Regions from separate parts of the Homo sapiens genome. Here regions 1 and 3 are each linked to region 2. The links are chromatin loops, found by intact Hi-C in ENCODE. Cell type or tissue: PC-9. All regions are shown on one strand. Links, peaks and the distances in the headings refer to the core of each region. The heading gives the core; the rest is flanking DNA. Region 1 overlaps LOC124903197 (a long non-coding RNA gene). Region 2 overlaps MBNL2 (muscleblind like splicing regulator 2). Region 3 has its middle 58 kb from the start of LINC00456.

The links. Peaks named below come from ENCODE experiments on the same cell type or tissue, not always from the same donor. Only the 100,000 strongest peaks of a DNase experiment are listed, where the experiment ranks them.
Region 1: it touches region 2 in a loop (2.6-fold over the local background); 3 of 110 quality-filtered maps call a loop at or near these places.
Region 3: it touches region 2 in a loop (8-fold over the local background); 6 of 110 quality-filtered maps call a loop at or near these places.

Annotation. Positions count from the first base shown.
Region 1 is chr13:97,136,161-97,146,330 of GRCh38, reverse strand. LOC124903197 (a long non-coding RNA gene) reads left to right here. Exons shown (of 3, transcript XR_007063844.1): 1 at 1-3,812; 2 at 4,323-6,360; 3 at 9,256-9,296. It also overlaps a transcript of MBNL2 not described here. Among named protein-coding and RNA genes, the nearest start is that of LINC00456, 38 kb to the left of the region's middle. In PC-9, for the core only: no CTCF peak of the experiment used is centred there; DNase peaks (open chromatin) are centred at 3,640 and 4,550; H3K4me3 peaks cover 2,548 bases; H3K27ac peaks cover 3,112 bases.
Region 2 is chr13:97,253,479-97,263,648 of GRCh38, reverse strand. All of the region lies in intron 1 of MBNL2 (muscleblind like splicing regulator 2), which reads right to left. The region is part of intron 3 of LOC101927385 (a long non-coding RNA gene); the gene reads left to right. Among named protein-coding and RNA genes, the nearest start is that of MBNL2, 36 kb to the right of the region's middle. In PC-9, for the core only: a CTCF peak has its summit at 5,601; DNase peaks (open chromatin) are centred at 3,518, 5,548, 6,358 and 7,128; H3K4me3 peaks cover 3,544 bases; H3K27ac peaks cover 5,000 bases.
Region 3 is chr13:97,116,401-97,126,570 of GRCh38, reverse strand. No RefSeq gene overlaps it. Among named protein-coding and RNA genes, the nearest start is that of LINC00456, 58 kb to the left of the region's middle. In PC-9, for the core only: no CTCF peak of the experiment used is centred there; DNase peaks (open chromatin) are centred at 3,870, 4,490 and 5,410; H3K4me3 peaks cover 1,302 bases; H3K27ac peaks cover 3,029 bases.

The DNA.
Region 1 (10,170 bases), core at 2,243-7,242, 120 kb after region 2:
GTTGGCAAAACTCTTTTAGAAAGTAGAACCTGCTGGGCGCGATGGCTCACGCCTGTAATGCCAGCACTTTGGGAGGCCGAGGCGGGAGGATCACGAGGTAAGGAGATCAAGACCATCCCAGCCAACATGGTGAAACCCCATCTCTACTAAAATATTAAAAAAAAAAAAAAAAATTAGCCGGTTGTAGTGGCACACGCCTGTAGTCCTAGCTACTCGGGAGGCTGAGGCAGAATAATTGCTTGATCCAGGGAGGTGGAGGTTGCAGTGAGCCAAGGTCATGCCACACACCACTGTACTCCAGCCTGGTGACAGAGTGAGACTCCGTTTCAAAGAAAAGAAAAGAAAAGAAAAGAAAAGAAAAGAAAAGAAAAGAGTAGAACCCTGTCTGCAAGTAAAACCTGACATGGAAGCCTGCTATACACATCCAATAAAAATGCAACTGCTCAGGTGAGAATCAAGGTAGATCAACTGCTTGGTCTGCCTTGCCTTGTTTCAGGGAGCAGCCCCTGAGGGAACCAGGAAGAAGCCTTATAGCACCAGAGGGCAAGGGCTCAAGAACTCAGAACTAGACCACTTGGCAGGCTCTTTTCTGCAACAAACTATTATTTCATAATATAGTTACACTGTGCAGTTCCAAACACCATCCAATGCCCATATCTTTTAGCTTTTTTCAACGGAAAAATAATGATGGCTTCAAATATATAGCTTGAGGAATAAGTAACAGAATACGTGCTGCCAACTAGTTATGAAATAAAGTATGCAGTTAACATCAAGGCCCATGCCCTCACTTCATATGGCAAGTTATCACTGCAAGCTACTGGGCACCTGCATCCTCAGACACCTAGGTTCTTTTTCCTTGGACACTTTTCTCTTTCTTCTCATCATCCTCTCTCTTGCCTCTTACAGTCCCTTTTGCTCCCTCCTTTTCTCCATATCTTCCCTGACCTCTCTTTTCTCTCTTTCATTACCAATTCTTTCTTTCTCTTTTCTTTCTTATCATGTTGCTTTTTTTAGCCTTTGTTTAGCTTCTATCTGCTCCTTCAGGATCAGTCAGGCCTGGTCAGGTTACAGTGCAATAACACACATCTCCCAAATCTCAGATGCTTAAAGCAACAAAGTTAATTTTACAGTCCTTCCACAGGCCCGTCACAGGTTGCTCATTGGAGTTGTTCAGGGACCCAGGCTGATGAAGCAGCCATTTTCTCAAATGTTGGAGAGAGAGCATGTAGGGAAGCCTGCGTTCTTTCCTGAAGCTTCTACCTAGATATGAAATATGCATCACTTCCCACATATTTTATTGCTAAAGCAAATTACACAGACAAAATTTAAATTGGTGGGGGAAGCACAATGCTACCATGTGCCTGTAAGTTTAGAGGGTTCAAATATTTGAAATTCGCCTAATGAGTACCACTGTCATTATGTAACCTTCACAGCTCTATGTCAGGGTCCTTCCGAATACTTTGCTTCTAATGTTCTTTCCCTCTAGCCCTGCACCTTGACCTCCTTATTTGTTCCTATTTGAGATCTTCCTTATTTCCTCCTCATCCTCCGCCGTCATGTGGTGGCTGCACCAAGAGTAATTATAAGAAGTATCACTAGGCTGGGCGGGGTGGCTCATGCCTGTAATCCCAGCACTTTGGGAGGCTGAGGTGGGCGGATTACCTGAGGTCAGGGTTTTGAGACCAGCCTGACCAACCAACATGGAGAAACCCCATCTCTACTAAAAATGCAAAATTAGCCAGGCGTGGTGGCACATGCCTGTAATCCCAGCTACTCAGGAGGCTGAGGCAGGAGAATTGCTTGAACCCGGGAGGCAGAGGTTGCAGTAAGCTGAGATTACACAATTGCACTCCAGCCTAGGAAACAAGCACGAAACTCTGTCTCAAAAAAAAAAAAAAAAAAAAAAAGAAGTATCATGTCTAGAGGCAGGGAGAGGAGCTTCATGGTTTTTAATGCACAATTTCTGGGATAACATGGTTATAGTCCTCTAAGCAGAAGAGAAGGCAGTATCAGGATCCTACGGGTATCTGGCCCTAGCTCAGACCCCTCCTTCATGGAGGTGCGATCCTAGCAGACTCTGCTCATTCCCAGCTGTTGCTGCTAAGGCGAGGTTTCTGAAGGCTCAGACAGAGCAGCCGCTCCCTTTTCCCACTCCACGTGGCACCACATCAATAATCATTTAAACACAGCCGGGCGTGGTGGCTCATGCCCGTAATCCTAGTGCTTTGGGAGGCCGAGGAAGGCAGATTACTTGAGGTCAGGAGTTCGAGACTGGCCTGGTCAATGTGGTGAAACCCTGTCTCTACTAAAAATACAAAAATTAGCCAGGCATGGTGGCGGGAGCCTGTAATCCCAGCTACTCGGGAGGCTGAGGCAGGAGAATCACTTGAACCCAGGAGGCAGAGATTGCAGTGAGAGGAGATCATGCCACTGCACTCCAGCCTGGGTGACAGAGCAAGACTCTGTCTCAAAAAAATCAAAACAAACCAAAAAACTCATTTAAACACTCTTCCTCCATAGCCATCATTGAACTATCGAAAAATAAGTCAGGGTAAAACCATTCCCATTATACTTTATACATATAGAGAAATTAAATGAAGCAAAAATAAAAGAGAGTTTACTCAGTATCAATCATAGTTAGAATGAATCCTAGGAAGTAACTGCATTGTAAAATTATACGGAAATCCGTAAGTTAAAGTTAAATCTTAGCTGTCAACAAAACATCATCTGTGAATTAAAGAAAGGTGAGTACATTTACTTGAGTACAAACATTATTCATTTCATCTGTACCAGGGACTAGTAAACCAGAAGCCAGCAAACCTATCATACCTGCCTCCTGTTCTCCACCTTGCTGAAGAGTCACATGCAGTTTTGCATGTTAGACTCCCCTCCTGGATAGATTTCAACGGCACAGGGGTTTGGGGAATTTAGGAAGTGTTGATGGCAGGAAGGTCCTTCAAAGAATTCTAACATGTTACCAAGAGTGCTGAGACCCAAATCAGCTAATGGCTATGTGGTATGATCAAATACAAGTTGGCCTAATATTGGGAGTGGTTACAGATAAATAGCTGCTTATATGAGATGACAAAGGACATAGGGAAGGTTTTCAAATGCTTCCCTCAGTGTTGACTATGTTGACAAAACTTTACAACTAGAGAATTCTTCCTTTAGGATTTTTTATTTTTATTTTTTAGTTTTCAAGAAGAACCAGTAAAAAAGAAAATATAGCAGGGAGCCACAACACTCATTTTTAAGCTATTATAAACCAACACCATATTACAGAGGTAACTGACATGATAAATCTGGGCTAGGTAGCTAGGTAGGAAGTGAAGAGTTCATGGTCCTAAGAGGATCTGATCCGGTGCTTCTTGGGAAATGGGAAAGACTGAAGACAAGACCTGCTACCTTCTCATTTTTTTGTTTTTTTCTAAAGAACAGCTCTGATTTTTCTCAAGGCAAACTAAAAAAAAGTCTAAGATAAAAAAGCAAAACCCATCTTCCCAAAGTTGCATGTTAGTTGCATTCCCTGAGCCCCTAGCTATATCTGAGATTTCCCTTTAGGGAAATTCCACAGGTTACAATTCCTTGGGTAGGGTCCCTTTAAGTTGTTGGTTAGAGACGTGGGACAGGAAGCGGAAGCGGAGGTCAGGCTGAGAGGAGATACCTAGGAAAGCCGGGGCACAGAGCAAAGCAGCCGTGGAGGCGTGCATGACCAATGCAGAGCCAGCCATAGACTCTTCCAAGCCTCCTTCGAGGAGGCCAGTGTGGGGAGGTGGAATATGTAGGGATGAACACCCACACTATGTGTGGAGGTATGTTTCACTTTAGGTTTTGATGAACTAAGACCTAAGAACTATCGAGTTTTCACAGTAGTTCCAAACACTTTCAAATACATAACCTAGTGGAGATTGTTTAGACAAGGTCCTTGCCTTCAGCATTTGATGATTCTATTTATAATTGAGAAATCAGAGGTGAATCTATCGTCTCAATAATTATGACAGGCGAAGTTCCATTCTTTCTAGGAAATCAAGCACTCCTGGTTAATGAGTTTTTAGAATGCAGAATTAATACCTTATCTTTTCTAAACTTTCATATTAAATCAACAACTTTCTACTGTTTTATATACAGCTAAGAATAAATAAGCACAGTTATAATAAGCATCAATTCTCATTAAATGAGAAAGCTTTAATTTAATTGATAGAGAAACCCTCTGAGTTTTTACCCCATTAGTTTTTCCCTTTTCCCTCTCTATCAATTTCTATCGGTTGCTAGTCAATTTTTTTTCTTTTTTGTTTTGCAAATTAACCTTCTCTCTGGTTCAGTTCCTTAGGTAAAAAATACTAGCAGTGCCTTACTTTAGGGAACTGAATATTCTGAGCTATAGCCAAGGAGAAAAGGTGATCACACGGTGGCCTTCCTCTACCTGGGTGAATGTTCCAAGGCTCCTCAGACACAGCTCTCCATTCTCTGCGCAGCCTCTGCCTTCCATCTGCCTCTGAACAAACAAACAGCTACAGGCAAAGTAGTAGCTCGCAACTCCAGTTTTGCATGGGAGTGACTCATGTCACAGAGAATGTGAGTCATTCTCTGCTCCAGGGGAGTTTACACTCAGGCTTAGCACAATCGTCCTTTTCCCTAGCCCTCCTCCCTTCCCTGCAAGCTTTGAGGACTTTGAACTCCATAAAACGATCCTATAGAATAAAAGAGAGTAGTGACAGGGTGTGTGTGTGCAAACTGTAGTGTGCACAGAGGCACCAAAGAAGTTGTAGACCTAACTCATCTGCAATTAAAGACTGCAGAAAAAATATGTGAGCTACTTTTAAATGAAGAATATTCAGCATAAAGAACAATTGGAAAAATTCAAACATGTATTATCTCCTCTCAATAAATACTATTTCCTCAAAAGAGCTGGCACAGTTGGCTGGGAGCGGGGAGCATTTTCCTACTCTTATGAAGATGGTTTATATTTGATTTGCATTTCAGATTTTTTTTTGTAAATTACTGAACATACATCATGTAGTCAGACCCATCTTAAGAAATGCCATCCTTCCTGCCATCCTAGGCACGCTCTCATGAGACTCCCTGCAGTGAGAGCTTGTGTCTAAATGTCAGATGTAGGACAGATATAAAGGACAACTTTGATCACAATTCTGGGCCAAAATGATTACCTTTTGGGTTCTTCTCCTATAATCATCTTTTTTCAGAGAGCTTGTGGCTTATTCGTTTGCTCAAAATAAAGCACATTATTTTTCATAAGAGAAAAAGAAACTGAGCTTATGTGATCTAAAAGTGTTAAAGTATAGCCAATATGTATTATTAGAAGCAAATATGTTCTTTTTATAAAAGACAATGCAAAAGCCTTTCTAGACATTATTTTTGTCAGAATCTGCCAAAGAAAGAGAGAGAGATGGGCACAAGGAGTATTTCTCAGACGCCAAATCAAAGAGAAAAATCTTAGGAGAGATAAACATTATGTCATGTTTCTGAAACTTCCTGATTATACTTAAAGTAGACCATCTGTCCCCAGTGACGGAACTCACTGGATGAGACCTTGAGGAATGTAACTCTTTGTAAAATTTCTGAAACATTGAATTTGCTCCCCAGTAGTCCAACTTTGTAGCAAATCTGTTACCCAGATGTAAATTTAGAAGCATCCGAGTTCTTGGCTCCCTAAAGGAAGAATTTCAATTTAGAAGAGGCATTATAGACTCTAACAAGAGAAGAATGGCTCAAAACCTAAATTACCCCAAACAAACCGGGATGCAACATAAGGGAAGTAAGTGGAGAATTCAGCATTAGGGAAAGGTGAATATGAGCTGCTCTTACCACTGAGAGAAAAATACTGTTACTGCAAACAAAAATGAAACTCACAAATATGATCCAAATGTTAAATGTATGCTCTGGTTTTGAAGAACAAATTCATTCCTCACTAAGCATTTTCCTAAGCGTCATTCAGTACATGCACAAACTCAAACTTGACATGACATCTACCAAAGGCGTGTGTGTGTGTCTGTGTGTGTATCTGCCTGTATATCACCAGTCTTCTACAAAGAGGCAGATGGTACTAGGGAAAAAAAGCTGACAGAGAACCGCAATATAAATCGTGATACAATTCTTAAGTTGAGTAAAAATGGGACAGGAGAATCGTACAAAAATTCAGCAAGAAAAGCTTGAAGGAAAAAAAAAAAAAACCGTGGAGGAAATGGTGGAAAGCATCAGGAAGTGGAGCAAGCTTGGAAAAGTGAAGTGGGAGAAATGCTGAGTGACAGATGCCATGGACCTGTAAGGGAGGCAAGAGGATGGGTCCAGCCTATGGAAGAAAGCAGAAGAAGGGAACAGCCACTTGTGAAATCCCAAGAGGTAAGAGAGATAGAGGAAGTGATGGCTGAAGGTCAGGAATGTGGCATCCTCCCTGCCCACCACAGCTGCTGCCTCTCCCTGCTGTGATGGGGCTGAATGTTGGTAGTGAAATGGATTGATCAGCCTCCCAAACGTGCCTCATGGAGGCCTCTGGCTGTGGGGATCTTTGGAGTCTCAGGCAATATTCCCTCCATGTGCGTCTGAAGCTGGGCCATGACACACAAGGAGATTCTGTCCGCTCCTTGCACAGAAGCCCTCTGAGTGCACTTGGACATGGTGGTTTGAAAATCAAAAAGACTCCCCAAAATGAATCTGACATGTTCACAATGTCCCTAATAACCATTGTACTCATGGCAATTATCCCCTAAAGAGGTTTTATAAATCACTACATTGCTTTCACACTGCCAAACCAAGGTTGTAATTTTCCATTTCATTAGATTTATCATAGTTATGATAGTTTCATATAATGAACACCATATACCCATCACCTAGAATTTTAAAGTGTTAGCATTTTGCTGGATATACTTTAATTTTTTAATGTAGTATTTAAAGTAAATTCAAGATACTACATTTTACTTCTGAAGACTTTAGTAGCATCTCTATAAACTAATCTTGTTCTATATAATCACAATACCCATAGGGCACCTAACACAATTAATAAGACCTGCATATCATATCATCCCTGTTCTCTATTCAAATTTCCCCAGTTGTTGCCCCAGTGAGTTTTATGACTCATTTATTCAAAGCAGAAGCCAATCAGTGTTCACAAATTGCATTTACTCATTATATTTCTTTATTCTCTTTTAACCTCGATCAGCCCATCCACACCTCCTTCCCTGCATGTTTCTTTTCATGTTCTTGACCAGGAGGAGAGACTAGCAGGGGTCTTGGGGAATGCTCTACCTTCTGGATTTGTCTGATTATTGCTCATTGAGTCATTTATCTTGGTTCTCTAACCCCTATATTTTCTATAAACCGGAAGTTAGATAAAATTTATTGTATACATTTGGCAAAATGACTGCACAGATGCTGCTGCATACTTCGTAGCAAATTGCATCAGGATCCACAGGTGGTCCTATTTTTCGTGATGCTGAAAGTGATCGCTGGGATAAGGTGATGGTAACCTGATCAACATAGCTAGCATAATCCTACCTCTTAATGCTCAAACTTGCCAAATAAACTGCCCACTGGCAAAGTTTTCTGTGCTTATAGCAGTCACAAAGCCCAGGCCAAAGTCTCCCTTGGCTCCTTTGTCCCATGCCCCACCACTCTCCCCTTTCTTGGACCCTTCCCATTGGGCTAGACCAAGAGACCATTATTCTGTTTCTTGTGCTCGTGGAATGATTGGCAGCAATAAGGGCTAGCATAAGTATCCAGTGAAGTCGAGTAGAACTCCAGCACCTAGTGTGCCAAAACAGTAGGTATATTTAATGAACTAATTAATATGGGCTAATCTAGTTTGATGGGAGAGTGGAGGGTGCTATGGACTGAATGTTTGTGTCTTCCACCAAATTCCCATGTTGAGGCTGGGCACGGTGGTTCATGCCTGTAATCCCAGCACTTTGGGAGGCCAAGGCAAGCCAATCACTTAAGGTCAGGAGTTCAAGACCAGCCTGGCCAACATGGTGAAATCCTGTGTCTACTAAAAATACAAAAATTAGCCAGGCGTGGTGGTGCACACCTGTAATACCAGTTACTCAGGAGGCTGAGGCATGAGAAATGCTTGAACCTGGGAGGCAAAGGTTGCAGTGAGCTGAGATTGCACCACTGCACTCCAGCCTGGGTGACAGAATGAGAATCTGTCTCAAAAATAAAAAATAAAAAATTTCCATGTTGAAACCTAACCTCCAACATGACGGTATTTGGAGGAGGGGCCTTTGGAAGGTGATTAGGTCATGGAGGTAGGATTAATGCCTTGATAAGAGGTCCCAGAGACTTTCCTGGCCTCTTCCCATATATGAGGACACAGAGAAAGGATAGCTATTTAGGAACCAGGAAGTGGGCCCTCACCAGACACCAAATCTGCCGATGCCTTGATCTTCAACATCCCAGACTCCAGAACTGTGAGAAATAAGTTTCTGCTTGTAAGCCACCCAGTCTATGATGTTTTTGTTAGAGCAGCCTGAACAGACTCAGACAGAGGGCATAAAGCAGAAAAGAGAACACAAAGGAGTGGACATTTTATGGGAAATGGAGGGATGAAAGCCAACATTTTTGGAGACTTTTTTTAGACTTGTAGCGTCATGTAGTATGGTAGCTAAGAGTTGAGACTCTAGAATCAGGAGACCAGGATTCACACTCCAACTGTCGTCTTTTCTGGCTGTGTGCTCCTGGGTACCTAATGTAACATCACTGGACCTTGTCTTCTCACCAGTAACTGCACATTAAGGAGACTTTCCTAGTCTGGCTCCTTGGCAAATAACGGTATGTAAAGTTCTTAGCACAGTGCCAGGCACACAGGAAAAGATCACCATATAGAGGTTGCTACTATTGCTAAATCCAGCAAGGCATTCAGCAGTCATTTGCTGGTGCCTATTTTCCCATTAAACTCTCACAAGAGATGTCTTGGGAAAGTCTGGAGTGAGGGAAACCCATTAGAATCAGTCATTGTATGGAAGTCAGGAGTTTTGGTCAGAAATTCCCCCAATCTGACCTGATCCAAGTGATATGGCTTGGCTCTGTGTCTCCATTCAAACCTCATCTCCAATTGTAATCCACAGGTGTTGAGGGAGGGACCCAGTAGAAGGTGATTGGATCACGGGGGTGGGGGGTGGGGCGGTGGTTTCCCCCATGCTGTACTCATGATAGTGAGGGAGTTCTCATGAGATTCTGGTTTGATAAGTGTCTGGTGTTCCCCCTGCTCACTCGCTCTCACTCTCTCCTGCCTCCATGTAGGACATGCCTTGCTTCCCCTTCTGCCACGATTGCAAGTTTCCTGATGCCTCCCCAGCCATGTGAAACTGTGAGTCTATTGAACCTCTTTCCTTTATCAATTACCCAGTCTTGGGTAGTATCTTACAGCAGTGTGAAAACAGACTTACACAGCAAGTATGGGTCAGAAATAGGTGCAAGAACAGCTAGAATGGAAAACTGTCTCTTCTTTAATGACATGGGGCTGGGGGCTTCCCAGATGCAGAATTGCCTCTTGCTCTTTTCCACCATGGGGATTCTAGGGGCCTGAAGCTCTCTCTTTTCCTTTAATCTCCTTGGGGAATACTTTCTGTATTCAGCAGGCCTATGGGTGACGTATGGCACACACCAACATCAATGGAACGACTCCTCAGCTCAGACAGCCTAGGATGCCAAATGCCAGGGAGAAATGTGGGAGTGCCCACTGCAGGGTGCTTAGGGGGTTTGGCAGGCAATGGGATGCTCTCCTTCTCCTCTGCAATGACTGGCACTAGACTTCCTGGCTCAGTGCGTGCCTCTCAAACAAGAAACCTCCTGTTCCTTTGGGACTTTCATAATGTGGTATTGCATTTCAATAATCAAGGCACTTTTTATTCCATAAAAGGGAAAGTCAATAACTTCTACCACTTACAGTTTTACTCTGATAGGAATTAAAGTTGAAGCTTTTCCATTTCATTGAGCCACCCACAAAAGGGAGAGAGAAAAGCACTGAACTCTTCAGAAAGCCCACGTTTGAGCAAAACAACCAAATAAACATTCACACTGCAGCTTTAAGATAATTTTCCTGAGTTCCACTTTTAACTTTCAGTGCAGCTTGTCAGGAGGCTGATCTCCTTCATTTGGGGCAGGTTCTATAGGATATAGCTCTCGAAAGAATGAGATACAAGTCAGCAGATATTT
Region 2 (10,170 bases), core at 3,376-8,375:
AAGACTCCGTCTCAATAAATAACAACAGAGGTACAGGCTGGTTCCTCGCTCCAAGGGAGTCACGTCCATTGCAAGACATCAAAATCCTGTACTCCTGTCCATTAAATTCCAGAGATGCCCCCCAGGCATTTGGACAATTTTTTTAAAAATGGTCCTTTAAGTTTCCACCATGTCCCTCAGGGTAGTGTGGTCCTCATTATGAATAGTGACATAGGGGCTTTGTCTGCCTAAGTATCACTAAGTAGGCCCAGGTGTAACACATCAGCATAGTTAGTATAGTAGACAGTGGGGAACACTGGCAGGATCTTGACAAGATTCCCAGCTGGAGGAAGCTCTTTCTGGAAGCACCACCTAGGATACATTAGAATTGAAAAGGTTGGCAGGGGAGGGGAAATTGGTTAAAGGTTACAGCCATGGTAGAGCAGAAAGGTCAAAAATTACACTGCAGTGGTGAGAACAAAACGGAGGTGTTACTGCTGAGGTCAATTCATTAGAAGCAAATTCATCTTTGGGGATTGGGAATGAGGCGTGTAGGAAATAGATGGATCAAAACGGACTTCAAGGTCGAGCGTGGCAGCTCAAGCCTGTAATCCCAGCACTTTGGGAGGCCGAGGCGAGTGGATCACCCGACCTCAGGAGTTCAAGACCAGCCTGGGCAACGTGGTGAAACTACTCTACCAAAAAAATAAAATAAAATAAATTTTAAAAGAAGCAAAAATTAGCTTGGCGTGGTGATGCATGCCTGTAATCCCAGCTACTTGGGAGGCGGAAGCAGGAGAATTGCTTGAACCCAGGAGGCAGAGGTTGCAGTGAGCTGAGATCGTGCCACTGCACTCCAGTCTGGGGACAGAGCGAGATTCTGTCTCAAAAAAAATTATTAAAAAAAAAAGCGAGGGAGGACTTCAAAATGTGGGTCCTGTGTGTGCAGAAGGACATCAAAGCTCTGCCCAGGAGAAAGCAGAAGGCAGCTAGAAACGGGTATAGAAGTGATGGGCATGGATCCAGAGTTGGAGTTCATGGCCATGGAAATGACTGCTAAAACCATGGAATGGCAAAAATAAGAGAGGGAGAAGGGATTTATTTGTATACATCTAGGACAGAAAACAGGAAGGCTTGGACTGGATCAAGAACAGTTTCTTTAGTGATTTGGAGGTGAAAGAAGGAAGAGGAGTAAGGCAAACCACAGAAAAAGAAAGCGACAAAAGATCCTTCCAATAATGCAACAGTGAGGGAGAAAGGTTCAGAGTTTCAAGAGGAGGGAGTAGCGAAAAGCGTCCACTGCCACTGCCACGGAGAGATCAAGGCATGTGGACAATTTGTGGTGGCTAGGTGTCACGAAGGGGAAGTCCCTGCTGGCTTTCAAGGGGGTGGTTTCTGTGACATGACGCTGTTGGAGCTGGGGAAGGAGGCACTCAGTGCCTGGAGAATTTGGAGCACTTGCTGCTGCAAGAACAGTGTGGCGGCAAGGCAGGGATTGCACTCTCTGCTCTGAAGTCAGAGATGCTTTGGTGCCTGCGGGATCCTGAGCAGCTACCCTTTTGGAACCTCAGGTTTGTAAAGAGAGTTTTAAGGGTGCACTCTCTGAAGCCCCTGGGAGGGTGGGAGACCACCTGCTTCTCCCCTGACCCTTCCCACGTTTCTTTCATTTTAATGGAAGGAGAAAAACAGGACAAGAGCTTGGGGAGATGGCAAGGTAGAGGTATGGGCCAGCGTGCGGCCACTGGCCTCAAGAAGGGGGAAGGACAGGGTGGCTGGCTGTCATGGAGGCCCAGCCTCAGCGAGGAAACGAGACACTCATTTCACACTCACAGGACCCACAGAAGGTGGGAAGTGAGGGATGCAGCCTGGCTAGACAGCAGGAAATGAAACCAGGGCAGCTTCAGTCCTGCAGCCTTTATCGTCTCAGTCAAATCAGAGCTGTTTTACCTGCTGCAAAAGTGGTGCTGGGGCCTTCCAGCCAGTGCCTGAAGTGTGGGAAATCTTTGGTGGGCAGTTACAGAAGATGGCAGGGAAAGAGAAAGGCAGGGAATCTCAAGTGGCCCAGGAGGCACAACTTCAGCGAAAGAGCGTTAATTTATTCTGAGATGAATGGTTATGCTGTCTCCATCTACCCTTGGCCAGTGGAAAGCAGAGGCAGAAAAAGGGTGCTGCCAAATTTCAAAGGTCAAGGTCTTGGAGATGGGACAATTTAAAAGAACAAAAAGGCCTGAGGTATGAGGCTAGTACACATGGAGGTGACGGCAGTTGAGGAGGTGGATAAAAGGGCTGTTCTCTCCTGGGTGGAAATTTTATCTGTGATCTTGCAATTTGTTTCTGAGTGTATCGTTAAATTTCTTGATGTGTGTGCATGTGTGTGAGTGTGAACATGCCAAGTGGCAGCAGTGAATGATGTCAGAAGTGGGCATCGCTGATACTCCCCACCAAGAGGGTTTGTATCCATCATGGGCTCAGCACATCATAATCACATGTGCTGTGCACAGGAGGGAAGAGCCGGGGGCTTCCTTTCTATCGGAATGAATAGCTGCAGAGAAGGTGCAGTAAGAATGCACACAGGTATCAAGGAGAAGAAAAAGGCAGGTGCTGGACAGTGTTGGAGGAAGCAGTGTGGGGAGCCAACTGATAGATTACTGGGATGGGGTTAGCATCTTCATTGGCAAGACAACACCCTCGAAGAGCTCAGAACAAACACTTACTGAGAAGTGTTTGAGATAATGTTTTTAAAGGGAAAGAAAATAAAGATGAGAGTGATCCAAGGGTTTATGCCTGGTGGCCTGTGCTAATTTAAAAAAAAAATAAGGAGGTTAGCATATCTGTGGATGGGGAAGGTGGAGAGGAGAAGGAATGGCTGGAACACAGGCAGTTTGGCTGCAAAATCCACCAGGCCTCTGTTTAACCACTCTCTTGTGTGGTTTTATGGCTTCAAATGCACTCTTTTGTACAGTTTTATGGCTTTAAAACCCACTAGACAGTGACATTTGTGTTCTTTCTTTCTCCCCTCCTCCCTCTCTCCGATACCCTACATCTGATCCAATGGCAGATGCCTCTGGATCCACATTCCTAACGGCGCCAGAGTCTGACCACTTCTCACCAGCTGCACTTGGCCCCTGCCTTGGAGCCAGCATTCTCTCTCACAACATGAGTGCAAAGCCTCCTCACCAGTCTACTGATGCCTCTACCCTTGCCGCACTGCAGCCACATCTCAATAAATCATCCTGAGGGACTCTTTGAAAATGTAATCAGATCATGTCACATTTCTGCCCAGGAACCTCCAATGGCTCCCCACCTCACAGAGCGGGACTGTCAAGAGTCTTCTGACGGCCTACACTGACCTCGGTGACTGGCCCCATACTTTCTGACTCCCCCCAACCATCCTGGCCTTTGACTGCTCCTTCAGTAGCCAGGGACATCCTGCCTTAGAGCTTTGACCTCGCTGTTCCCTCTGCTGGGAATACTTTTGTCCCAGATAGTCACATAGCTTGGAGGTCAGCCTATGGGGCAGTCTTTCCTGATGTAATATTGCATCAGTCTTACCTCCTTACTCTGACTCACCGTGCTTTATTTCCCTCCAAAGTCCTTATCATTATTTAACACTCACATGCATACTTGTTTATCTGTGCATTTTCTCTCTCAACCAGACTGTAATGTCTGTAAGGGGATGGTCTGTCTGTATCCTTAACATCTAGGGCAACATTTAACTTTAGAACACAGTGAGCAGTGAATAGATATTTGCTGAGTGAGCAAGTGAATGAATGAGCAAATAAATGAATGAATACGCCACAGAGCTTACAGTCTGTGCCCGCCTTCATGGTTTGCTCTGTTCCATCTTCTCGATGGGATTTGAAATCTTTCTCAACCGCTGTTGTTGCTATTATTTCAGCACGCTAGGACTCCAGTTTCTTAGCTTTAAAACAGAGAGGCCCCAACAATTTCTAGAGCCACTTCTGTCCTTAAAGTTCTGTGATTGTACAGTGATTGGCAAGGCTGATTTAAGGAGAAGTGTATTTTTAGGAACTCTTCTGGAAATCTTACCAGCTCGGCTGAGTTTGGCCTAGATTTGTCAGCAGGCCTTTTGAGCCGTGGGATCTAAAAGGAGCATCTGAATCGGGGGAAGGGGGACATGCATGGAGCCCATTTTCTTCCTGCTCCCAAGTCCAGAACCAAGGAGGGAGCACAAAAGGGGATTCAGGGAGGGTGAAAAGGTGGCAGGTTCTGCCTGTAGCACTCAGCGCCTTGAGGAGTCGGTGCAGGGGTGAAGAGGACTGGGGAGGTAGATTTGGAATGCTTATGCCCCGGACTGTGAAAAGGACAAAAGCTGGGGGACTTGGTGCCCCAGAGGTTTTATTCTTCTTCTTTACATGTTCTCTTCTCCTAGCACAGAATATATAGAGAATGCCACTGTGCACCAAGACTTCACCAGCACACCCAAGCCCAGTCTTCATGATGTGGTGGTGGGAGATACTGCGGTCCTGGACCTAGAAAAGGGTCTCTAACTTGAATGGGGGCAGTGCTGGGTCCTGAAGGCCATCAGCAGAAAAGATTGCTCAGAGTCTGAGAAGATGTGAACATGATTCTCATTAAGGCTAAGCTCCAAGAGGCCCCATTCCTTGGCTCTGGTATTCTCTCACAAGGAAAGACTGCATTTTTGAGTCACATGAACCTTCAGCATTGCATACTCTGGGGGTTAACATATCTCGAAGTCAGGCCAGAGAGAGCAGGCCTTCCTCTGGCCTGGGGGGTTAACATATGTCTGAACTCAGGTCACAGAGAGCAGGCCTTCCTCTGGCCTGAGCCCTTGAGGCAGTGGCCACAGGTCTCCTTCCTAAGATCTGTGATCTGGCTATTGATCCTATGCCGGAGATAATCTACCAGAAAGAGCCATCCAGTTGTCCAAACTCTTTCCACATCCAGCCCCATCCCACTATTTTTGCAGAAACCAATTATTCTAGCACAGAACCTGATATGGGATATGTGGCTTGGAGGATCCAAGGGTTCAGAAGACCTCAGAAGGACACAGAATGCTAGTCACTTACTTGAACACTGTGGGAAAGATAGCAGCAGGATCTCACACACAGGTGATGGGGTTTTATTAATATTTAACAAAATATAATTTCCACTATTTGACTTCAGCAGAAAAAGCAGAACCCAGTAATCTAGGAACAGGAAGAGGGTAATTTATTAAAACAAGATTTTGTTTTGTTGTTATTACTTTCATCCTAGAAGTAAAAAAGAAAGAAAGAAAGAAAGTACTGCCATACTTCTAAAAATCGCCATCGATGAGCAATGACTCAAACCACAAGTATGAAGTAGCCTACAGAAATGAATGAGTCAACAATTCCTCTTATCTTTCAGGAAATTAAGCTAACTGCTAGGTATTGAAATCAACAACAAATATTTACTGTGTTTAAAGCCTCCAGTTCAGAGGAATTAAAAAAAAAAAACCCTGGCAACAAAGCATATCTTCTGTAAAAATGTGACACCACGAGTTATTAGGTAATGTTATTGCTAAATGCATCAGGCAGGACTCATGAAATCCTGCATCCTACCGCCCCTTCCTTTACTTGGGAACAGATCCTTCTGTTTCCTCTCCTCCCAGACGGGGGGCGCTCCTCAGAGGCTCGTCACTATTGGGCTCTGCTTCCCTGCCGTCACCAGTTGTCATCATTTCTAAGCAAGGTCACCCTGTGCTGTGTCTCCATGGTAACAACAGGCCACCACTTTGAGGAGTGCAACAGAGAAATGGGGAGAAAGGCGAAATCACAGTCACTGATCTGCCCTTGGGCGCGAGCAACTTCTGAGATGCACACGTGGTTCTTCACATTTTATGGAAGGGGAAGCTGAGGAATGGGCCAGTGCCCCCCTAAATCCTGTGAATGGAGGAGTGAAATGTAAAATCTGAGGAGCACACCCTGCACAGGCGCCTGTGCTCATGATTTACATGGAGCTCCCTGGGCCATTCCAACAAGAACCCAGGGTGACTGAAACAAACGAGGTAGAGGGTGTGTGCTTTGGCATCATAAAGATGAACCAAGAAATCTTGAGACATCGACTTTGGTGTACTAAACACTGTCCTGTTAGCTGTATCTTTTGGGTATTTTCTCAGTTATGCAATTCTTATTTACATGGAAGTAGTTTTGCTCTCCCAGGTCCACTGGCCTGTGGACTCCATGCAGTTCCGTCATTCCCTTCTGCCAATTGCATTTCTTTCAAAAACATATCCATTTCCCTGTAAGTGTTTTTTAAGAGGCATACTGCTGAGTAGGAAAATTAATAACCTGGCCTAACCTGTGATACCACCCTCAAGACAAGCTCTCAAGTTACTTGTTCATTATTTTCCAAAACGATTTTATCATCTGAGTTCCTACGTGCAGGCTTCAATTGCTCTTCTCCTGCTCCTTGTTCCTTAAACTGGTCTGACCTCCTTCTCTAAGAGAACCAATGACTTTGAATCAAACCCAACCTGACAAGATAAAATGAGGAAGAAAAAAAAAAAAAAGGTAGGGTCTGAATAATACCTTTTACTGGTATGCAGATTATCACAGGGTTACCTATTCATGCTCTCTGCATATTCCAATCACCAAAAGGCATGCATGAAAAAGCAAATTGGCCATGCAGTAATGCTTTCCGATTTAAAGTATTATTTTGCCAATACAGTCTCTTTTTAACTAACGATGAAATAAATGCAAAACAATTTTTATGATTACAATGAAACCCTCTGTATGTGCAGATGTGAATGATGTTCTGCTTACTGAAATGTGTCTTGTTGGTGGTAATCAAAATGACTTACTTAGCATTTAACGAAAGTGTGCCTCTAAATGAGAAATGATTGCTTACTTGAATCCACACTGCTAAGAATCAAAAGAAACAGCTTATACAACCCTATACCCTCGGGCAAGCCAATGAACTCAAAACTTCAGTTTCCTCCTCTCTACCAGGTTGTCCTGAGATTCTATCTACATACTGTCTATGGAAGATTTGGAGGACTTAAAACAGAACACTCGTATAAGGCATTATCATTCCTGGAGGTCTTACCAAGCCATGGTAAGAAGATTGCAACATTACTCATGGAAATTTTGGTTAAGGCCACTCTGATAACCTGCAGCATTTGGCGGAGATATTCCTGTCTGCTTCACTTTTTCCAGTACGAATGACTCATCAGCAGCAAATATTTATTACGTCTGACTATGAGTTCTTTACTATGCTGGTTGCTATAACCAATTTCCCAGCAAGCCTACTAACAGGCATTCCAAGGTTCCACCCAGCTTCACAAATAGTAGTTCCAATATTTAAAAAAAAAAATTGATTAAAAAAAATCCATGTCCCAAGCTGGCAGTTTTTTTTTTTACTTAAAGTCAATAAATTTTTATTCAAGGAATTTCACATGTCATGATTCTTTCCACTGCCCATCAAGGTCACCTTAGTTTCTCTAAAGAACTGGAGTCAAAATTTATCTTCAAAAGATTTATCTGTTAGTCCTTTTTAATTGAACTGATGTTTAATCCAACTGTTCTGTCAGCCTTGCAATAATTTTTTTTATTTTGTCTTCTTTTATCTCCTTTTAAATATGGATATACTGATAAAAGTTCAAAATTCTCCACCAAGAATCTTTCAGATCTAATTTCTTCAACCAATTTGCTTCAGAGTCATTTGTAGAGTAGGTGAATCTGCCTAGTTCTCAATTTGACACTCTCTCTAAACATGAATAAGTTCAAACCATATCCATTCCTAAACGATCATGCTCACAGTTATCTATCTTAGCTGATGCTTTTGGCTTCCCCAGTGGTTTTCTTTAGAAAGGGAAGCACTTTAGTTACCAAGAGTGAGTGGATGTGCAAGTCAGTAGGTAGATTATGGATGCTTCACGGATAATTGGCTCAGCCCTCCCCTTCCTGTGTTATATCTAAACACAGCACATGAGGTCCTAAACAGTTTCTTGAATAAAAGATCAACCAGCTTTCCTATTTGCAAAGTGGGAAAATGTAAAAAGTGAAGGCTCTCTGAAATACATTTGGCTGCCATCTACGGGTAGCCTCATTGCCTAATTGTTTATTTGAAAATGGGTAAGTCTGGGAGTTAGAAGGATTGAGTGTTAGTTCCTGCACAGTCACATGCTAGCTGGGAGATTTAGAGTAAGTCACAATTCCTGTCCAGTCCTCAGTCTACCCAATCCTAAAAGACGACTCTGGACCAAGCTGCAGTCTTCATACTCAGACGTGAGTGGCTACGTGGCCCAAGGAAAACATAGTGCAGTCTAGGAAAGCATTCATTTTACTTAAAAACTTGATGAGGGTTAAACAGAAAAGTCAAATAATTGAAGTGGTATGCAATTTAAAATGTGTTTTTTATATTAGAGCAAAGATATACAATAGAGTAGAAGGAAAGATTTAGAAGACTTTTTTAGATAATTAAGCAGATTTCTTCTGTCAGTTCTTCTAACTCTGCTCTGCTCTAAGGGTGCTTCAGTGGAAAAACTTGAGATAGTGAACAGCAGGGTCTCCAAGGTGCTTTCTACCTTGGACATGCCAAGAATCATGTTTCCTGCCTCGCAGTTGGAGGGATCCTTAGGGAGCTGCTTGTGACTCATTGGGGTTTGGTTTGTTAACCCTGCAGCAGAAGCACAGGTTCATTAAGGTTGATGATTTCATCTGAATCACTCACCCTTGTTGGAGAAGAAAATAATACTTCTCCACATCTAAATGCCTGAAATGGTCATGATGTATGCTCTGGCTTTAGTGTCACCTTTGCGGCTGGAAATACTGATTTATTTGCTTGAAATCAGGGCCACCCAAGAGTACCTGGGCTGTTCCTGCTGCTGAAAAGTAGCATCTATTGGGTTTCAGTCGTGTTTGCTCATATTTGACAAGACTCAATCTTGCCTTGAGAAATCCATCACATTGACCGTTTTTGTTAAAAATTTATGCTATAGCTGAAAATACTACAGTAATTAAAAAGCAAATTTGGAAGTTTAGAGGGTCTCATATCCCTACGATCCCTATGATCCCATATAAAAGAGAGGCGGGGGGAACAGTGGAGGGGTGGGTAGGTTTAGGGTCAAAAGAAGTCAACGCAGAAGTTAAAATCAGATGTTTAGATTTCTAAAAATTTCTGAATAGAGGCAAATGCCTTTCAGTGGACATTTTAGAGACAGAGGAAGTTAATAACACTGGATTTTGTTTAAATTGAAACTTTCACAGTCAAAATTTTCATGAGCTATTTTCAGAATATTGATAAATACTTTTCAATCATAATGCATCAAAATCCCTTATCATGCTTCAAAAATTGAAAATAATTATATTTTAGATTTTTATGTGTAAGTTATAGTTTATTTTTCAAAGAGAAAGAAATATTAACATTTCACATTTGGAAACTATTCAGTGTTATAACATTTTAATCTAAATATCTAAATGCTTCTTACTCAGCAGCATTTAATAGTTAAAATTTTACATATTTTAAAAATTTGCATTGGGCTGGGCATGGTGGCTTATGCCTGTAATCCCAGCACTTTGGAAGGCCGAGGGAGGCAGATCACCTGAGGTCAGTTCAAGACAAGCCTGGCCACCATGGCGAAACCCTGTCTCTACTAAATATACAAAAATTAGTTGGGCATGGTGGTGCGTGACTGTAATCCCAGCTATTTGGAAGGCTGAGGCAGGAGAATCGCTTGAACCCAGGAGGCGGAGGTTGCAGTGAGCGAAGATCATGCCACTGTACTGGGCAACAGAGTGAGACTCTGTCTCAAAAACAAATAAATAAAAATTGTATTGAAAATTCCTAAAAAAAAAAATTCAGCACATTCCTGGAATGTAAATGCCCAAAGAACATTACACAATATAACATTGTATTGTAATAAGTATTAATAAGAACTTATTAATACGTATTAATAAATTAATACGTATTAATAAATACAATGTTACTGTCTCAAATGAGAAGTTTTGTGTATTGCTATTTTACAAAGAGAATTAACTAAAGAATTTTTTATATGAGTGATAAAACTAGTAAATTTGAAACATGTTTAATTTTCCTGCATTCTTCCCAACTTTCCTCATCTGAGAAACCTTGATAAGAATACAAGAAACTGGAGAGGGCTTTGGTAATGAATGAAAAGGATCCACAAGTGATATTTGTTTTTACTCACCTGCCACAGGTGTGTCTATCTCAAAGGATCAAATTTTA
Region 3 (10,170 bases), core at 1,731-6,730, 140 kb after region 2:
ATGTAATAGAAATAGCAACCTCTCACTTGTAGGGCCCCTGTCTGCTTCGGCACAGGGAACTCCTTCACACCTGTCCATACTTCCACGAGGAAAGGGAGTGCTGTCCTCTTCTCCACGACCACAGCAGATCTTGTTGTACCCCAGGCCTGCCTCCTGCCTCCAGGGTGTGCAGTCTTCCAGATTTCTTGTTAGAACAGGAAGGCCTGGATGGAACCCCAAGCCCATAGGACCCGTGCTAATGTCCACACCCTCAGCGCCTGAGGCCAGAAATGGGCAAAGAGCCAGACCAGGTAGTGTGGCCAGCTGATCCCATTTGAACACAGGACCTTCAGTTAAAACTGGGAACAGAGGATGAGTTAGTCACTACACTTGCTTTTCCGCAGAGAGGCCAAGGCTGGTGTTGGAAGAGCAGAGACCCTCCTGCTGGGTGGAGCGCAGATGGGCAGGAGCCTCTGGTGTATGGCAGGGGCTCGCAGCCCTTCTTGCAAGTGTAGAGTTACATAATGACACGAAGATGGATATGATTCATCAGCCCCGCGAGGGGAGGAACACACACACACCTAAATATAATTTACAAGTGGCGCCTCTTGATGGTATTGCACAACCGAATTAGCTCCTTAAAAAAAAAAAAAAACACCCACTTTAAAGCACAACAGATGATCTGTACTTATGCTCCAAAGCATAAAAAGTTTGCTCTGGTGGCAGAAATGCCTGAGACAAACAGGACAGACAGAATTTGGATTTAGTTCTGAGAGAATTGTCCTTGTTACTGCAAAACACCCCATGTCCCAGACGACTTCCAAGATTAAAGTCCTGATCCGACTGTATGTATCATATGCCTGGCTTTTCACATGACCACTTACTTATTTGAGAGCTCACTAAGTACACCTAATTCCCTCCACCACAACGGGAAGATTGATAATGACTAACAGAAGACAGGGGGCGTGTCGGGTTTGTGAAAGCTTGCATCTGGACTGGTAGAAATCTCAGCTGTATTGCAGAATGATTGATTCCTCCAGGGAGAAGCAGGCTCATGGGGGAGGGGAGGATTGTAACAGCCAAGGGTACTGCAGTTTCAAACACCTAGAACTGAGAACTGGGGGTGGGGTGGGGGCTGGCTCTGGAAGCACCCCCGGAGTGCTGCCCTGCTGAGTTTATTTTGAAAGTCTGTTTTGAATTTGCAGCACTGCCTCTTTAGGAGGGTATTTTAAGATGCTCTGCCAACCCACAAGGCCTCCAAGTAGCTTTTGTTTCTGTACTCACACAGATGAGGAGCTAAACTAATTGAGAGAGTGACCCAAATTTGTGAGTATCACAGAGTATCACAATTGGCCTGAATTCCTGCAGCCTCTGCATGAGTCTATATTCATGTCCATTTGGAAGTCGCCCCTGGAACCCTTGCAAAAATGTCCTCACCCACATATAATCAGCAAACATATTATCAGTTCCCCCTCCTAAGTGGTGATGTCGCAAGGTCCCATGAAGAATTTCAAGGGCTAAACTCTTTCTGAGGCTTTTGTTCATATAAACACAGCTTAGCAAAACAATTACTGTTTTCTTTCTTTGTTCATTAACAGCACAGTGCAGCTTGTACTCAGATATCTTCCTTTAATCGAAATAATTTGGGTGTCCTGGTGTTGATCTACCCAAGGTTGTAAGAGAAGAAGATTCACCTTACAACCTTGAAATGTTTTCATTTTCACTCCTCCAAGCACAGTTTTCTAGGCAAGAGCACTTCAAACCATTGTCATAATTCACGGAAGAAAATAAAAGGGGAAAAGTCTCTTTGCTCCCCTGCCTAACCCCGTCCGTCCTCCGCCCCAACACACACGCAAGAAAAGGGAAGAGGCATCTAAGGTAAGGGACAGGAGTGCAGGTCCTACCGGGGGCCTGTCGGAGAAGGCTTGTTTCAGATGGGCATTTTCTATTTAGTTTATAGGTCTCTTTCTCCCTTTTCCTTATTCCCAGCTTCCAATCTCCCTCATGATTAATAGATACGCCAGAAAGCTTCTTATTCTCTCTTTGGGAATTATGCTTATAAAAAAGAGTAATTTGTGCAAAAAAGCAACTTGCTGAGAGAAGGTGGGCAGGCAGAGCTCAGGAGCTTGTAAGGAAAAGGTTCGATGAAGGCGTGTGGGTGGCCTGCCAAGCACCACATGCAGGAGTTGGTGGGGACAGAAGGAGTCATCTAGGCCTGGGCTATTGGGGGCACACTCACCTGCATTGCATCAGTGTCTGCCCAGAGTCTCATCTCCAGATCAACTCAATGGCTGGCCAAATCCCAAGTCAGTCTGATTTCTTTCTTTCTTTTTTTTTTTTTTTTTTTTGCTGGAGTCTCGCTCTGTTTCCCAGGCTGGAGTAGTACAGTGTTGTGATCTTGGCTCGTTGCAACCTCTGCCTCCTGGGTTCACGTGATTCTCGTGCCTCAGCCTCCCAAGTAGCTGGGATTAGAGGCACACACCACCACGCCCAGCTAATTTTTGTATTTTTAGCAGAGATGAGGTTTCACTATGTTGGCCAGCTGGTCTCAAACTCCTGACCTCTAGTGATCTGCCCGCCTCAGCCTCCCAAAGTGCTGGGACTATAGGCATGAGCCATCACACCTGGCCTGGTCTGATTTTTTTCTGAGGCATAATTGAAATTGGGGTTCAGGGATGGTGTGTTGGGGCAGCATTGCATTGAGACATTGCACTGGGGGCAGAGAGACTGAATCAAGCACTAAATAGAAACTTGGAGAGAAAAGTGGGAAGAAAAAGGAAGAAGAATATTGAATTTCCTTGAGCCTTGCTGGTCTACTGGCCAGGAGCATTGACATCTGCTGGAAACTCATTAGAAATGCATAACCTCAGGCCTCAACCCAGACCTACTAAAAAGGAACCTGCATCTTGACAAAATTCCTATGCACGAGAGAATATGAGAAGTGCTGACCTGGGTTATCACCTGGGAGCTTTGAAAAACGACCTCCACCTATTTCCCATCCTCAGGGCCTCCCGGTCAACTGGTCTGAGGCAGGGCACAGGCCTGAGTACTTTTTAGAAGCTCCTCAGATGACCTTAATGAACATCCATGGTTGAGAACCAGTAGAGTGCAATACAGCAGTGGTTCTTGAAATGTGGTCTTTAGGCCAGCAGCATCACCTTCACCTGAGGACCTGTTAGAAATGCAGATTATTGGGCCCCATCTAGACCTACTGAATCAGAAACTCTAGAATTGGGGGCCAGCAATCAGTATTTTAACAAACTCTCCAGATACTGGTCCAGCTTTGAGAACAACTGTTATAGAAGTATCCAAAGCAGAAATAAGAGCTATAAATGCATTCAATTCTACTACTCAAAAACCTCTGGAAAATATCCATCACCTGTGATATGAAGTCCAGACTTTTCAAATGACATTCCAGGCTCTCCATGAATTAATCCAGCATGCTTTTCAAAACATATCTCCATACTTTCCTTGAACACATGCTTTTAAAATGAGTGGATCGGATACTAGAGTCCCTTCCAGCTATAAAATTTAGTGATTCTGTGCTTCCAAAGCTATACCTTAGGCTAAATTCACTATTTCCCTGAATATGACAATATATTAATAGATGCTTACCTTGTTTGTCTACACAGGTGTCTCTCTCTTTCCATCTTCCCAGGTCAGGTGCTGCTCATTCTTCAAGGTTAGGTAGAAATGCTACCTCATCTACTAATTGGTTTCCCCAGCCAGAATGAACCTCTCTCTCTCCATATTTTTCATATCACTTGCTCATCGCATTCACTTCATTGTTTTCTATTAGTCATCTGCTTGATGCTTTGGCTCTCAGCCATATTTACTGTTTCTTGAAACAGAACAGTGTTTTATTCTTTCTTCTTTAACCACTCCCTGCCTTTGGGTGTCTAGCACAACCCTCTGCACACAGAAAGTGGCATATAAATATTGATTGCATTGAAACGAATGGGCTCTCAAGACAATTGAGACTCTATGATGAATCATGACTGGTTTTTCAAATACAGTAAGCAAGCAGAGAATGCTAAACCAGCCAACAAGAGCACAAATATCATGAGTCTAATGAAGGTGACTCTGTTCCCGTGATTTGGTTTCAAAATAAGTCTAAGTCGCATACTCAACTGAAATCCAGAAAAAGGAATGATATCAAATTTTATACTGGCTGGTCCACATGAGTCACTGAATAATTATTTTGTTAGATAAATTTTTAGATGGATATTGATAGAAAAATTTCAAGACAAAAGATCTTGAGAACTAAAGAGTCTTTATTTTTTTCACCAGTGTGTACTAAATATAACCTTTCTTGAAATTTAATATGGATTAACACTCCCAGACACATTACAAATTTTATCTCTTTATCTTCACAACCCTAAGAGAGAGGTATTTTTGTTCTCCTTTTCCCTGGATAATCTTGGGCTCCAAGAGGTTAAATAAATTCCTCAAGGGCTTCTGGCCAGATAAGAGGCAGGATAAGGAGCCACACTCTGATCATGCCAAGTCCAGACAGAACCTTTACTCTCTACTATAAGAGAGTAAAGAGCAAGATGCCTGGTATTTCAAAGATTTCTAAATACCTATTCATCCTATGTGACTAAGTAGACTGTGTGTTTATTTCTCCTTTTTGTGTTTATGTTGTTAACTATATGCTTCTAGATAGTAAGGCAACAAGCCTTATGAGAATGGTTACTGATGTGCCTTTTTGTTTGTTTGTTTGTTTGTTTTGAGACAGAGTCTCGTTCTCTCACCCAGGCTGGAGTGCAGTGCGGTGATCATGGCTCACTGCAGCCTCGAACTCCTGGGCTCAAGAAATCCTCTCTCCTTGGCCTCTCAAAAGTGCTAGAATTACAGGCATGAGCCACTGTGCCTGGCTACTGATGTGCCTTTTCCTGAAGAGATTAAAGTGGAGAGGAGGAAAGAGAATAAGAATGTGGAAGGAAGAAACGAAGTCCATCTTCTAGGTAGAGTGGGATAGATCTGAAATGCGTCTGATGTTTCTTTAAGAATACTACATGAGGAAGATTTAAATTTGTATCTGGTAACATACAGCACAAACATAGGCAACACAACCTACCAAAGCATGTCAAGGGCAAAAGGCAGTGGCTTCCAGTAGTCAGTTGCAGGCACTGTCACCAATGTGCTGAAGAAGTCTACAAATTGAATGATTTTGTCCTTTTACCTTCCTTTATCAACAGCACCGCCAAACTCTGTTCCTCAAAGTGCTGTCTCATTTCCTCCAGCTCTAGAATCTTTATGTTTTTGGAACATCTCCCTATAGAAGGAATCATCTCCCTTCTTGTTTCATAGTTTTTTACATTTAAAAATGACCTCTTGCCCCACACGCCCACTTCTCAATCTTCCACCTTTATTCAGGACTGCCAATTTCTCACTGGGTGATAGAGTCATTTTACACTAAGGAGTGAATGACTAATAAACATTTCCAACCAGAGGAATGCACCTGAAAAAAGATATATATAAGACAATAAGAAAGAAATGATGATTAAGTGAGTTTTCAAGTAGTTAACATGTAGAATTATTTCTAGGTGGGGTCCAGGAATGGGTATATGTTTATTGCAGGGTGGACTGGGATTCTGATTCTCTCTGGTTGGTCTGAGAACAAAATTCAATATGGAAATTGAACTCAGAGAGGCTCTGATCCAAGTCAAGCACAATATAAGAACAAAGAGGCTGGAAAGAGAATCAGGAATGTTTAGGTCTAACCTGGAAAGAAGAGCTTAGTGCCACAAAGCAGAGACCAAATGGAGCAATGGAGGCAATAATGCCACCAATGGAAGTTGCCATGGAAACCCTCATCAGCAAGCAGGCAATTGGATTTTGGAAACTGACCGAAGCAAGACTTGATGGCAAGAGAGAGAAGAAAAGGATGAAGCCCTAAAATGAAGTCAGACATTGAAGACGAATGGAGTGACCCCATTGCCCTTGTGCCAAGGAAAGTGCACATCACTGGTACATGACTAAACATGACAGATCTGAACAGCCAATCTCTCCAGCCAGGAGGTCCATGAGCAAATGTGTGAGAATCTGCCTTTTGGTGGCATTACAGAGCTCATGATTCATCCTGCAGAACCATGTGATAGGTGGGTGGAATCTCTTTTAAAATATTTCCAAGAAGAATAGGTAGCATGTCCATACCTAATTTTTAGCAGAAATTATTTCTCCACTGAAATATTAAGAGCAGAGGCAGGTAAAATGATTACTGCCATGATTTTTCCCACTCAGTATCCCCTTCTGAATGTGGATATGAGGATTGTGCCAGCATACCAAAGATTGATTTCTCTGTTTTCTGGCTGAAACTGATCCTGAAATTATATGATTATATGGACTTACAACATTGGCACTCGTAATGCACATGGATTGGTTTTCCATAAATTATCACTTGAAGAAAAGTCTGTGGTACTAAATGTACACATGTGGTTACAAAAATTTTCCAGAGAGGAAAAGCCGAGAGAATGCCAGAGAAAAGAAAGAACTCTTTCAGCATCACACAGGAACTACAGAGGGCTGATTCAAAAGTGGAGTATACACATATCACTGATCCCTGAAATATGGAATGAGAGATTCCTCAGGACAATGAATACGCTCTTGGAAATAGTGTATATTAGAAAAAAGTAAAACAAGTTACCATGATGTAATATTGTATGTAGCAAGAAAAGAGCAGGTGCCATCAGGAATTTGAAGATCTGCCATGAGTGTTTCTGACCAGAGTAATGCTTCTATGTTCAATAATATAATATATATGCATTATGATCCTAGTAACTTCCTTTTGTAATTATAAGTTATATCCCAACTTGAGGCTGGCTACAAGAAGGACTTGAAGTGAAATGACAGGATAGAAAAATGCTATGCTTTTAAGGAATTGCTATGTTATTAGCTTAATGCTATAACCTTGACAGGCCCAACTGAGGAGTGTGCTGGGACTTCAAGTCCAGACTAGAATAGAAGAAAAGAGACTAGAACAAAAGAGGGATGAGGCATGACCAGGTCACAACAGCAAAGTTGGCGTATGATTTGTCACCTGGAGAGAGGGGGCGAGGATTTAATGGTTAATCACATTGACTGGAACCAAAAAGGAGATTATAGCCAAAGAATGAGTAAAGAACTAGAGCAGATGTTTCCAGGCAGTAGTAAATATTGAAGTTGAGTGATGGCAGCCCTTTGGTTCCAGAAAGGTTGTCCAATTCAGAGCACGACTTCAAGAGGTAGAGTAGGCATGAGAGTTAAGGGGTGAGAGTTAAGTTCCCTCATATGACAGGCCAGTAAAATTTAGGAAAGGCACCAAAGTCTTAGCCAAGTGGGCTGGGATCCACCACGTGGGGTTGAATGCATGCAATGGACCCAAAACACAAGCCAGGAACGTAAGCAGGCATGGAATCTTATAGATTTCTGCAACCACAGAGGGAATAAAAGGCTACATCTTAGCAAGCTTGAAGCTGAGACTTGGCTTAAAATCATTTCCATATAATAGACTGCCTGATTTGTGGTAGTCAAGGTTTGGTTGAGAAAGGAGAAACCACTGCAGATATTTCCAGCAGAAAAGATTTGATGCAGGGAGTTTAAGGTTCACAAGACCTTTGGGAGGCTAAGGGAACAAAGGTCAGTAAGAGCTGCTTTTAGAATTTAAGAAAACTTACAACTATAATTTGTCAATTAATAATTAAAAAGTAAAAATATTAAAAAAGAATTTAGGAAATCAGGAAGTTCAGGAATTGCAGGAAACTTTAATCAAGATCTCAGATGCCTGCAACAGCCCTATAGGTGATTTACAAAAGGACTCTTGGAAGTCATGGTCAAATCTCACGCAGGCCATCTGCAAAAGTCCCTAAACCTGACTGTTGCTGCCACAGGAACAATACTTCTGTCTCCTTCTCTTCTACCTCTGAATTTCACTTAAGATCTTCCTATTCACAGAATTGAAGGAGGCTTCTGGGAAATGTAGTTCCCAGGCTTCGAAGCCCCTGTGATCCAGAACACAGAAAGGGGGAAAGAGATAATCTGGCACAAGGCCTAAGTGAAAAACAATATCCCGAGTGGAGGTAAAGATGTGATACTAAAATAACTCCCAGAAATGGGTCAGATTGAAACAGGAATTTGGTAAGGCTGGGGCGTGGGATGAACACTGAGGAACAAAGTCCAGTAGATCCTGTGGAGGCAGCAGATGCTACGTAAGTGCTTGGAAGGACAGATTGAAGAGCAGGTGAGACCATGTTGGGTAAGACAAGCAAGATGGGGTGTATGGTGTGTGCAGTGCTACTACCTCCAAGAGCGACATGATCCACTTTATGTTCTAGAACTTTCATTAAAGCATGGGGTATAAATGAAAGGCATATAGCACAATTGTCTGGGAGGCAGGATTGCCAGTTAAAAGGAAGCTTCTATAGTCGTCCAGCCATTTAACTGATAGTTATTGAAAATGTCCTATGAATAAAACATTCTTCCAGACTAGGAAAAAATTAAAGTAGCCTGAATTAGAGCAATAGTATTGGAGCTAGAAAGAAAGAGAAATGTGAAAGGAAATTGAAAAAGAAGTTGATAGAACTTGACAACTGAATGGAGAGCAGGTAGAGAGGAGTCCAAATGGGACTCACTAACCTGTGGTCTGGGTAACCTTGAGTAACAACTGCTCATTGAGATGTGGAGCATGGAATACAACTTGAACTTGTGTGGTTCTGTTTTGGATAGGTTCTGTGTGAAGCCCGTTAGGATGTATAAATGGAGAAGTCCAGCAACAATGGAGATGTGGGGCAGATTGGTCTTCTGCATTCCTGACGGACCAACACAGCTGGCCACACATGCAAATGGAAGTAACAATGACCTACAGGTGTGATTCTGGAGGCGCTGATAAGGGCCATCCATCTAGAGAAGTTGTTTCCTCATTCTATGCCCTAAACCAGTTTGATGTCTGAAATCCAACTATTAGCACTTCACACTGTTAGCATAAAGTTAAAGCCTATTAAGCTTTTGCATGTGAGTACCTCCCTACAGCGTGGGAGACTGGAAAGGCCACTTAACTCACACTTAGCCTGAAGACAGTCCCAAACATTGATATGTCCCAGTTAACAACTGCTCTCAGAGTTAAGAACATGGCCTTGAATAACTGGGACAAGAAGAATCTTTGGATCCTACATAAAGCAGCGATGGGTCAGAGAGATATCAAGGGTTCATAGACTGGGAAAACCTTCCTGCAACTCTGTCTTCTGTCTTTCTTTATAGGCCCCCTTCCTGCTTTATAATTTTTACTTTATTTCTCTATTAATAACTTGATTGTTGAAGCCTCAGGAAATTCCAAGGCTATTTCTCCCATCAAAATGAAAGAAATGCATTAAATGGTGCATTCCCATTAAACTATGATTTACATTATATGTAATGTATATTACATATACATTAATATAGATTAATAAAAATGGAAGCACTCTGTTGGAGGGGAAATATACTAAAAAATCTTTTAGGGCTATCTGAATTAACATGAAATAATACCAAACACAGAGAGAGAAAACAAGAGAGAGAGAAAGGTATTGACTGAGAAAAAAAGCAGGACTGGAAACCTGCAGCCAGCTAAGTGGTGTGACTCATAGCTCTCAGTTTTTGGTAGACAGCTGAAGCCAGAGAACATTCAGAGCTGTAGACAAACACTTAAATTAGGTGTCCTGGTAGAGCAAGGGCTCCCACTGTAACTGCCTGTCCTGCAGTGCATATAAGGTCATCATTGTTATGTTGATTAATGAAGCTCCTGAGAACCCCTCCTGGCCGAAAACAATGGGTGTTACAAATGGTTCCAAGTAAATCCACAAGATTGTTCATTTCAACTATGCCAAAGAGTTCAACACAACAATCATGGGTCAAGAGCTATGTCATATACGCCACAGAATTCGGGATTGTTTCAAGTCATCAATGAGTGGAGGAAAATACCCTAAAGTGGTGATTCCTAGTGTTCTCCCTGGTTCTAGGAAAGTGTAGGGCCCAGAACCTTCCCCAATTTCCCAACCAGGCTGCTGTTGCATTTATGTACTTCACTTATTTATATGAACATTAAGACTTTTGTCCAAAAACAGATTGGAAACCACTGGCTGAAAGAATTGGCACACCTGACAGATGTTAGTTGGAAACAAGGTACAGGAAGAAAACACGAAAAAAGATGGACAGCCACGTTCCCGTGAAGAAGGGTTT